2 separate regions of the Homo sapiens genome follow, and region 2 is linked to region 1. Evidence: chromatin loops called from intact Hi-C (ENCODE). Cell type or tissue: endothelial cell of umbilical vein. All regions are shown on one strand. Links, peaks and the distances in the headings refer to the core of each region. The heading gives the core; the rest is flanking DNA. Region 1 overlaps DGKB (diacylglycerol kinase beta). Region 2 has its middle 230 kb from the start of DGKB.

Evidence for each region. Hi-C counts contacts between places; a loop is a spot of excess contacts. Peaks named below come from ENCODE experiments on the same cell type or tissue, not always from the same donor. Only the 100,000 strongest peaks of a DNase experiment are listed, where the experiment ranks them.
Region 2: a loop joins it to region 1, with 11 times the contacts of the local background. A loop is called at or near these places in 1 of 110 quality-filtered maps.

Annotation. Positions count from the first base shown.
Region 1 is chr7:14,745,979-14,751,370 of GRCh38, reverse strand. The region is part of intron 4 of DGKB (diacylglycerol kinase beta); the gene reads left to right. Among named protein-coding and RNA genes, the nearest start is that of DGKB, 150 kb to the left of the region's middle. In endothelial cell of umbilical vein, for the core only: no CTCF peak of the experiment used is centred there; DNase peaks (open chromatin) are centred at 2,660 and 3,420; H3K27ac peaks cover 1,504 bases.
Region 2 is chr7:15,128,115-15,133,506 of GRCh38, reverse strand. It overlaps a transcript of AGMO not described here. Among named protein-coding and RNA genes, the nearest start is that of DGKB, 230 kb to the right of the region's middle. In endothelial cell of umbilical vein, for the core only: no CTCF peak of the experiment used is centred there; a DNase peak (open chromatin) is centred at 2,626; H3K27ac peaks cover 2,376 bases.

The sequences.
Region 1 (5,392 bases), core at 256-5,255:
GTTTAATGATAAATTCCAACTTTGAAAAGTGGTATTTAAATTCACACTGTAGAATGTTTGTTCTTTCATTTCTTTAATAACATTTATTAAACAATTGATATAGAAGTTAAAAACTAATGCTGGGGTTTTTAGGTGATCTTTTTGTACTTTTCCAAGTATAAGTTAAAACCAACATTACTCTGTCACATCTAAGTTTTATTTTTAGGGTTTATCTGTTGTTTTTACTTGTGCTTTTTCATCATTAGAAATGGCTTTTTTGGCCAGGTATGGTGGCTCACACCTGTAATCCCAGCACTTTGGGAGGCCAACGTGGGCCAGTCATTTGGGGGTCAGGAGTTTGAAACCAGCCTGCCAGCCTGGCCAACATGGTAAAATACTGACTCCACTAAAAATACAAAAATTAGCTGGGTGAGGGAGTGAGCGCCTGTAGTCTCAGATACTTGGGAGGCTGAGGCAGGAGAATCACTTGAACCCAGGAGGTGGAGGTTGCAGTGAACCGAGATCGCGCCATTGCACTCCAGCCTGGGCAACAACAGAGTGAGACTCTGTCTCAGAAAAAAAAAAAAAAAAAAAAAAAGAAATAGAAATAGCTTTTTCAAGGGAAAGAACACTGCAGGGTACTAAAGGAATATAAATCTAGACATTTTGGTAAAAAGGCTTAGAATGTCTACGAATTTTAAGTTTTATAGGTGAAAGAAATTATAAATCATATTTTTAGGTGAACAAGTTAAATTCTCTATTTAGAAAAATACCTCCAGTAGCAATGTGGGGCATGGACTTGGGTAGAAGAGAAGACTAGATATGAGTTATGGAAGCAGTCCAATCAAGTAAGAACACTAGATGACAATGGGCATCAGAATGGAGATGGAGGCGGGCAGATTTGAACACATTTCAGGTATACGACCCAAAGTAATAGGTTGTACTTTGAACATCGAAGGTTACAAAAACAGTTACAGTCAACACAACGTTTTCAAGAGTGGGAAACTGAATAATCGTACCATTACTTTTAATTGTTATACCTTATTTGTGTATATCTTTTTTTTCTCAAACGGCAGACCAATTTGACACAGCAGCAAATGCATCTAATACTGATAAACCAGTGGGAAATTACCTTATACCATGTGTTAATATTGCAAAATCTGTTTAGAAAATTATGCTTTAACTATAACATAATGTGCATTGAAGCTAGAAATATTTATGTCTTCAGTGTCAATTAGAAGCTTGTGGTGTTGGGCAATTTAAGGAACTTTTCTGAGCCTTAGTTTCTTTGTCCATAGGTTTTGTGATGACTAAATGATAGCACACATATAACATATTTAGTGCAGTTCCTAAAACATAGTAACATTTGGATAGTGTTACATAATGAGGACCTGTAAGGTAAAAGACTGTGTCATACACTTAGTGATGCAAAGTCGTGTTGGATCATATAGCCCTTCAGGAAAGAGAAGTTTTGCATGGAATCTGTCTGCTCATATGTGCATTATAAAAACCCCCTGTGGAGATTTTCTTTAAAAGTGAACATACAAGTAAGGAATAATTAAAAACTGATCTTATTAATTGAAATTATATATACAAAGGTTTCCAAGACATTTTTATTGGGTTTTATTTTTCAAGGAGAAAATGTTAGAGGATTTATGTGTGTGTTTCAGTAACACTCACTCCTGTCCTAGTGACAACACCAAAAAATGTTTGGTGTGACAAGACAGTGTCACACCAGATTAAAATAGATTTCAGCTGAAGAATAAAACAGTTAGCTATAGATCCTTGATTAAAAGACATACTGAAATCATAGTAAAAATATTCTGCTTAAACTTTTTCGAATCCATTATTTGCTTTTTGTAATTAGTAGAATGTAGTAGCATTATCTTTCGGCCATTTCCTATTTTTTACTAAAATAATATATTTCTAATTGTCTTTCTACTGAGTCTTCATAATTCTAGTCTTAGGTAAAGGTAGAGTTAATGGAGTATGTGACTCTGAAGTGCTAAAATAGTTTTCATTTGCCAAAACTAATTTAAAAATTAAAATTCAAGGTTTTCACACTTTGTACTCTTTCTCTTCAAAGGAACTATCTATATGACAGCTTTAGGGGACTATCAAGGAACTCTCTGAAATTTGAAATAATGAATAGTCAATTGCAGTGCAAGATAAGCATAAGAAATGCAATATTTAAAATATAAATTTTTCTAAGTGAATTTTAACATAAAAAATTGTATTTTGAAATCTCAGTAAGATAGCCATGCTGCATATTTAATCAATATACTTTTGCTCAGTGACCTTCATATCAATTTTTGAGTTTGATATAATTAGTTAATGATATAAATTAGAATGCGAAATAGAAATGGAACTGTAAAAAAAACTCTGATTAATTTAAATTATTATCTAGTTAATTTCATCAGAGTTCTTTGCCCAGTAAGCGCATAGTATTTTACACATATAGGTACTCAGTCAACATTGGTTGATAGATAAAGTGATTTCTTTGTGGTTTCAAACAGTTGCTTTATCTATAATAGTTGAATGATTCATTTTTGTGTTTTAGGAGTCACTTATTAATTAGTGGTGAGCTAGTTAGAAAAACATAAAAACTGATGATAGGCTATCTTTTGTCTGATACAAATAAGTGTTATAATGGTCACATGGTTCTGTTAAAATATGAGTCAGATCATGGAATTTCCTACTAAAAACTCACTCCACATTAAAGCTATAACTCTCTTTTGATGATCTAATATCCTGTATGCTCTGCCCAGTCCACACATTGCCACAGCTTGAGTCTTTGACCTTGTATTCTACTACTCTGGTCCTCCCTCACTCCTGCTCCAATTTCCTGCTCCTCCTCACTGGCTCCAGTGGAAATTTCTCTAGCACAGGGGCATCATTATACCTCAGGGCCATTGTACTAGCTGTCTTCTCTGCCTGAAATGTGCTTTCTCCAAATATGTGCAAATATGTGCCTCATCACCTTTAAATCTTTACTCAAAGAATAGCTTCTCATTTCCTGATAATTGGATTTAAAAAACTGCAAGCACATTCCCCCAAGAAATCTTTTTCTTCTTTATTTTTTTTCTATAGCATTTAATACCATTAGACATTGTAGATTGAGCACATTAATGTTGTTCTTATTCCTTTCATTAGAAGATAAGCTCCCTCATGGAAGGAATTTTGTGTGTTCTAGTAACATCTTTACCCAAACACCTAGAACAGAGCCTGGTGCAGAGTGGGTGCTCAAAGAACACTTTCTGAATATGAGAAAATCTACAACCCAAAACTACCAAAAGAAATTAAGGATAGAGTGATGACATTTATTTTCATTCACTTTGAATCTGCATGGATGAATACTAGTGTCTTCTCTTTAGTATTAACAGGGATTTAAAAACAAAGGATCCAGATGGTCAGAAATAATAATGAAAGGCATATAGAAATGTGCCTTGAATCTGTGCCAATTTGGCAGCGACATCTGAGCAGCTCCCTCAGTCAGTCTTCTTTACAAATTCTCTGTTATCTCCCTAAATAGTCTGTGGCTGTTCCTTAAGGAAAAAAATGAGAAAGCAGTTTTTAAAATTTTGAACATTTGTGTGTGTGTGTGTGTGTGTGCGTGCGCGTGGATGTGTTTGAGCCCACAGCAATTCAATTTTTGAATAGTCATTCAGTTAAGTCTGACCCAATTTGTATCATTAATGGCTTCATTGATATGCATATAAATGATCTCATTCTATTTAAAGGTCACAGTCTTCAAAAAGCAATTCTAATGCTGTTACATGACAGCAATAGAAACTCTGATGCCTAAATTTGGAAATTTTCTTGTAAGTCATGATCTAAGGAAAATGTACAGATGAAGATATCATCCATTTATCAGAAATGTCTAATAATGTGGACAACATAGAATTTTAGGAGATATTTGAAAAGATTTTACTAACAAGAGAAGAAAAGGGACGGGTTAACCAGGAAACACATTGAAGAAACATTTCTCAATGAATTGAAAACTCTGAGTTAGAAAATTAAAAAAAAAAACTATTAGCCAGGCATGGTGGCACAATCCTGTGGTCCCAGATACTGGGGAGGATGAGGTGGAAGGATTGCTTGAGTCTGGGAGATTGAGGCTGCAGTGAGCTATGATTGGGCCACAGTACTCCAATCTGAGCAACAGAGAGAGACCTTCTCTTAGGAAAAAAAAAAAAAAAAAAAGAGGTTTGTGTTTTCCCACATTGCAAGCCCTATCTAATGCCAGAAAATGTGAGATAAATTAATTTTGCTCCAAAGAACACAGTGAAGAAGTTTGAGAAACAAGCTTACATTGTCAGTAACACTTCAGCAATAAATAATGTGATGTCATCTTGTAGAAATAATTTAAGAATTGAGGAAATTTTTACTCCATTCTTATATCTGTAATAGGCTTTTATTTTTCAAAGGAAGATTTTTTTTTTAGAATTATTGCCTTATAAAAGTTGTTATTTGTCTCTGTTATCTGACACAGAAATGTTATAGCAAAGTATTTGAGACACACAAAACCTGAAGTTTTTATTCAGAAAGATGCAATGAATTTTACAGTTTTCTGTACCAATAAAAAGGCAAATTGGCTGGGCATGGTGGCTCACACCTGTAATCCCAGTATTTTGGGAGGCCGAGGCAGATGGATCACCTGAGGTTAGGAGTTCATGACCAGCCTGGCCCACATGGTGAAACCCTGTCTCTACTAAAAATACAAAAATTAGCTGGGCGTGGTTGTGAGCACCTATGATCCCAACTATTCGGGAGGCTGAGGCAGTAGAATTGCTTGAACCCAGGAGGCGGAAGTTGCAGTGAGCCAAGATCACGCCATTGCACTCCAGCATGGGGTGGGGAAGAGCAAGACTTTGTCTCAAAAAAATAAAAAAAGGAAAATTAAAGTAACTTAAAAATGTATCTAAGCTGAGGACAGTTCTTCCTTTAACCTAATCCTTTTATTTATTTTATATATTATGTGCCCAAGTGTATGCTAAGTGCTTTACATCAATTTTTATCATATTGGGACAACTCTGAATGATTGATTCCTTTTTTTTGTATATGGAGTCTCACTCTGACACCCAGGCTAGAGTGCAGTGGTGTGATCTCAGCTCACTGCAACCTCTGCCTCCAAGGTTCAAGTGATTCTCCTGTCTCAACCACCCAAGTAGCTGTGACAATAGGCACATGCCACCATGCTAATTTTTTTATTTTTAGTAGAGACGGGGTTTTGCCACATTGGCCAGGCTGGTCTTGAACTCCTGACCTCAGGTGATCTGCCTGCCTCAGCCTCCCAAAGTGCCAGGCATGAGCTAGCATGCCCAGCCTGAATGAATGATTTCATATACCACTTTATATAGAGGGAATTAAGGCTTAGAGCTGTCAGAAAATAAAACAGTATTTTGCTTGCTGA
Region 2 (5,392 bases), core at 292-5,291, 380 kb before region 1:
CCTCCAGCTAATGGTATTCTCTCTCCATTCTATCTCTTCCCTGTTGTCTTCCCTCCCTACTTCCTTAGAGTCCATGATCCGTACAATAACTACTCAACTGAAACCATTTCAGCACTTTTGCCATCTTCCTTTATTGTCTCCACCTGTTCAGTTGTTGAAAACAATTGTCCACTTTCATTTTGTCTTTACCTGAGTAGCTGGATATTGCTACAGACACTTACACAAAAGGAACAGTTACTGTCCTGAAGTTATGCCTGCAATTCCTAAATAGGTTATTGCACTGCTTGTCAATCATTTCCTAGCATACTCTTTCCCACTCTCATACAGGATTATGTCACATTTATTCTTCCCTCCTCAAACCTTCTCAAAAAGCTAAATAGCTAATTTGACACAGCTTTATAGATAAAATGGAGTAAGTTACAAGAAATGCTCAATTTCCCAGTAAATGTAATTGCTTACCATATCTAGACTCATATTCTTGCCCTTCTCAGTTGTTTTCATAGTGAAATGGTTCTGTCAAAGGTTGACCATTATAACCGTGCTCCCCTCTTGCATCCCTCTTGCCTTTCTGAAGACTTAGCACTTGTAATTGTGAGCTTTTTCTCCTGAATTCTTCACATGTCCCTGAATCAGATCATTCTTAACAGACAAATAAGCTGTAATAACTCCCTGTTGTAAAATGAAAACAAATAAGGGAAAAACCTTCCTTGACTTCACATTGTCTTTGTCATTTATCTATGGTTTAATTTTCCCTCCTTAAAATCTGAGTACAGTCTTCACTGCCTTGATTCACATTCTATTTTCAGCTCACCCCAGTTGATCTTCAGCCACGATCACTTTCCCAAGATTTTTAAATTGATGTCACAAGTTGCCTCCATGTTGTTAAATCCACTTTGCTTGTATCACCTTCCAGGCCATTATTTCCCTGTCACTAACAAGAGTCAACTCATTTGTTTATGCCTTATTGGAATGGAGATAAGGAGAGGGAGAAAAAGCACTGAGGTTTGTAAGTTGGAGCTGTGCTGCCCAGGAGTTAGTGTCATCCCCTCAGAGACACCTTCACTGACAATTGTACCTAAAAGGAAACTTGCAACCCTAAGTCACATCAGATTTTTCTGTTGTCCTTATAGCACTATTAGCTGATATCATTTGATTAGTATTTGTCTTCCCACACCATCAGCTTCATAAAAACTGAATCCCAACTCTGAGAGTAGTGCCTGAAATATTGAAGTATTTCATTTAAATGCTAACAATAAGTTGTTGAATGAATTCATGAATGCCTAAATAAAGTCAACACTTTTTATACTCCTCTAATATCAGCGAACACCAGAGTTGTCTTCTTGTAATTTTCATTTGATGTCCTCCAGGTAATAATTCCAGTGCTGCATGGTATCTTCTGTGTGGCTCTTCAAATCCCTTATGCACCCATCTCCACTCCTCTCTGCCTCAGAAGGCTGGCCTGTATGCATGCAGCTACAAGTGTTCTAATTCCCCGCTTTCTGATAAGATTTGGACAATTGTGAGTCCAGCAGGAGCTTGGAGGCAGACAGGAGAGTGGATTCAGAATTTTTATCACTCTAGATCCTTCTCTGTGGGGTTGCCTTGGGCTGGTTGCATTTCCTCAACTCAGGATTGCAGTTGTTCTCATGGCAGCTTGCTCTACCCAGCTGTCTCCTTTTGGCTTCCATGTGTGCCAGGAATTACTCCTACCTTGTTTGTGTGTGTGTGTGTGTGTGTGTGTGTGTGTGTTAATTTCTTTGGCTTTTTAAGCCTAAGTGTGATAACAGCTTTTCTGTTACTAGGTCTTTCTCTACATCTTATCCCTACATTTATAAATTGCCCCTTTAATGAACTAGCCTCCAACTGCCCTGTTTTGAATATATCATGTACTATTTGTGGAACACTGAAAAATGCAGGATAAAAACAAATTCTGCTAAGTAGTCAAACAATTTATGTAATCTTCATCCACAACTTGTGCCATAGTCTAGGCAGAAATGATTTCAACTTATCTTTGGGGTGTCCACGCCATTATTTCCCTGTCACTAACAAGAGTCAACTCATTTGTTTATGCCTTATTGGAATGGAGATAAGGAGAGGGAGAAAAAGCACTGAGGTTTGTAAGTTGGAGCTGTGCTGCCCAGGAGTTAATATAATTTAAACCAGTTCTGGAGTCCAAGGGATGACTAGCATTACATCCTGTTATATTTTAAGTTATGGAGCTCTAACTCCACTTTGCAAATAATTCAGCAACTTTATGCCCTTCCTAAAATACTGCTTTATTCGTCAATGATGAAAACTGTTCTACAGATCAACAAGATTCTGTATGTTGATGAAATCATTGTTTAAACCGAGACTCCTATGAGGCTATGAAAAGAACGCCTCCTTCTGATATATGTTTCCAAAGTTGCCTCCTGTTTTACATAAGTGGTTTCATGCACACACACACACACACAGAAATACAAGCAAAAATTTGAAACAGAATGATATAGCTATTGGCAATTAGAAGCTCAAAAGTTTTTGAAGCTTAATAAATTATTCTGATCTTTTAAAATTCTTTTTCATAAGCCAAGGTTCTATGTTAAAGGAAGTTAATTATTTCAAACAATAGAGCAGATGGAATGCTCAAGAAAAAAATGAAAAGCATTGCTCATGTATTACTCACTCCTGATAAATATCTTTGTATATATACATAGCACACACATAAATGCCAGACATATCACTGAGATTAAAGTGATGTCATCATTTCAACACTGTATTTTCTCACTTCTGTATTCCTTTAAGCAATATTTTAACAAACACAAAATATTCTTCACTATAAAACCAATAGCAAAGTGTATTAATTCTAACAATTATATAGCTAACATAATTTAACTATTAATATCCTAATCTGTTCCCCTATTTTCAATCGTTCCTTTCCTTGTCCACTTCTTGTGCTGTAGTATTCTTTGCCACATTTTATAGCAATTAGAGAACCTTTTTGTGAAATATCGTAATAGAACAATGTTTTAAACAATTTCCAGGGCTTATCATTTTTAGGGGGCCTGAGTGGAGAGTGAGGAGTGGAGAAAGATGTTGAAAATACGCTATTAACATTCAAGAAAATGTCTTGTTCTGGAAAATTATTTTTAGTTCTAGGAGAGAAAAAAGCAAAACAATAACAAAAATAATAAAAATAGAATTTGACTATTGTCAGAAAAAAAAAGGTGGGGTAAGTGAGAGATTAAAAGACATGACACTTTGAAACATGAAAGAAAAAAAGGAAAATAAATATTAAGAGTTCTGAAATATAATTATCATAATAATTTGAAAATCATTACTCTAAACAAAGCTGGGTGGACAGAGAGCAATTTTAAATATATTTTATGCTAACTATAATAAAATAAAACTATATTTCTAGTTTGATTCATATGCCCAATAAACTAAGATATTAAAATTGCAAAGGGGGAGGAATCGCATGTAGCACTTTGCAATTTCCTATTTCTGGAACATATGTCCTAGACCCCCAACTCTTATACAATACAGGCTTTCTAATTCTCTCTTTAAATTAAACCCTTGGGATTACTCGAGCATGGCTGATACACTTAGATAATATCAGGCATTTAATACACACTATGTGCCTTTGATTTACCTGACAAGTGACAACAAGGCTGTATTGAGTTAAGCAGGCCCTATCACTAAATGAATATTTGCAGGATCTGCCTGTGGTTATTGTCATACCAGAACAGAACTCTTGTTCAATATCCTGTTTGGGAAGCAGTCTCCACCAGATGCTTCCAAAGCAGGGCAAAACCACCCATAATGCAATTGGATGGATATGAAATTCTCTACCCCTAAGGGAAAATACTTCATCCTGGCCCCAGGTGGTGGGCCACTAATACTTTGTTTGTATTCCTAGGAGAGCTGTTGTCTTTAAAGAATATATTTTTAAGTGACTCTTTAGTAATATGGACTTTACCTTTCTAACACTGATTATTTTTCTGTGATTATAAGTCACAACAATGGGAAATACTAAATTGGTCAGAATGAGTTGCCTTTCCTTATTTTTCACACAAAAAAGATTCTTTAAATGTGATGTGAAACACATAGAATTATCTTCCTATATTTTATTCATTTCTGATTTCCTATACATGTTCTCTGAAATAATTTGGTAAACTACATGGTAGAAATAAAATGGATTTATGTGTTAACTGAGAAGCTGGATATACAACTGAACAATGGCCAGGCACTATAAGTAAAAGAGAACACTAACCTACAACCCTGTAGCAACCAGCCCTGGAAACCGAGCAACAACTTCTGCAGCAACTAATTTCAGAAGTCAAACCACACTTATGTAGCAATCATACTTTGATGATTGACTTGGTCCAAGACTTCAGCTCACCTGTCCTTTCCCCCTCTCTTACCTGCCCACAACTCAGGATCAACCAGTGAAAGCCAAACATGCTTCCCAACTAATCACATAGGATGCCCCACTTCTAGTAAGCCCACCACCACCCGCATTCAAACAGCCTCCAATTAGGAGAAACCTGAAGCCTTTCCTTTTTTCACTATAAAGCTCTTGACAACCCTGACTGCCTTTGAGTATCTGCCAAATGTGAGCGACATTGGCTGACTCCCTAGCTATAGCAAAGTGACATTGGCTGACTCCCTAGCTACAGCAAGCTCTTAATAAACAGGCTTTCCTCATGCTAATTTAAGTGCTGATTGTCTATTTCTACTACATGCTAATGTTCTTAAAGCATATTCATAAGATTTTAGATTACACTTGGTTTTAAGGTACATTTTAAACTGTTTCAAATGATTATTTCTGGGGCATAGATTAGATGTAATGGGTAACTTTCTTTTTTCTACATATGCACATACACATACAGATATATATACTTATATACTTTTACTTTATATATATTTTAGTTGAGTATCACTGATTCCAAAATTATTTATAAACAATAAGAAATAATCTTGTCTTCAATTAGAGAGCTAAGCTTTATGTAAAGAACTAAGACAAATTACGCATTCAAATGAATTATCACAAAGTCCATAGCAAGCATATAAACAACAGTTTTATAGGCACTGATAAGTGACTACTAATAAAAAAATAAATTAAAATTTGTTTTAGAAAAGTAATTCACCCAGCATATCTTCTATTGTACTGGTGACTTTGGGAAATTGAAGAGTTTGTTCAATTTCATTAAATTCATCTCTTCCTTTTCTTTCTTTCTTCTCTCCAGCTGTATGGAGATATAACCACAGCTGCTGCTTCTTTGTCTACCTGGGAAACCAAGCACGTCTATTATCACACTCGTTTGGATTGGTGCCACCTGTTTTCTCCTCTGAAGGTGTCTGCCAGAGTAGGAAGCACTAGTAACAAGAGGCAAACTTGGGTGGCACTGGCAGG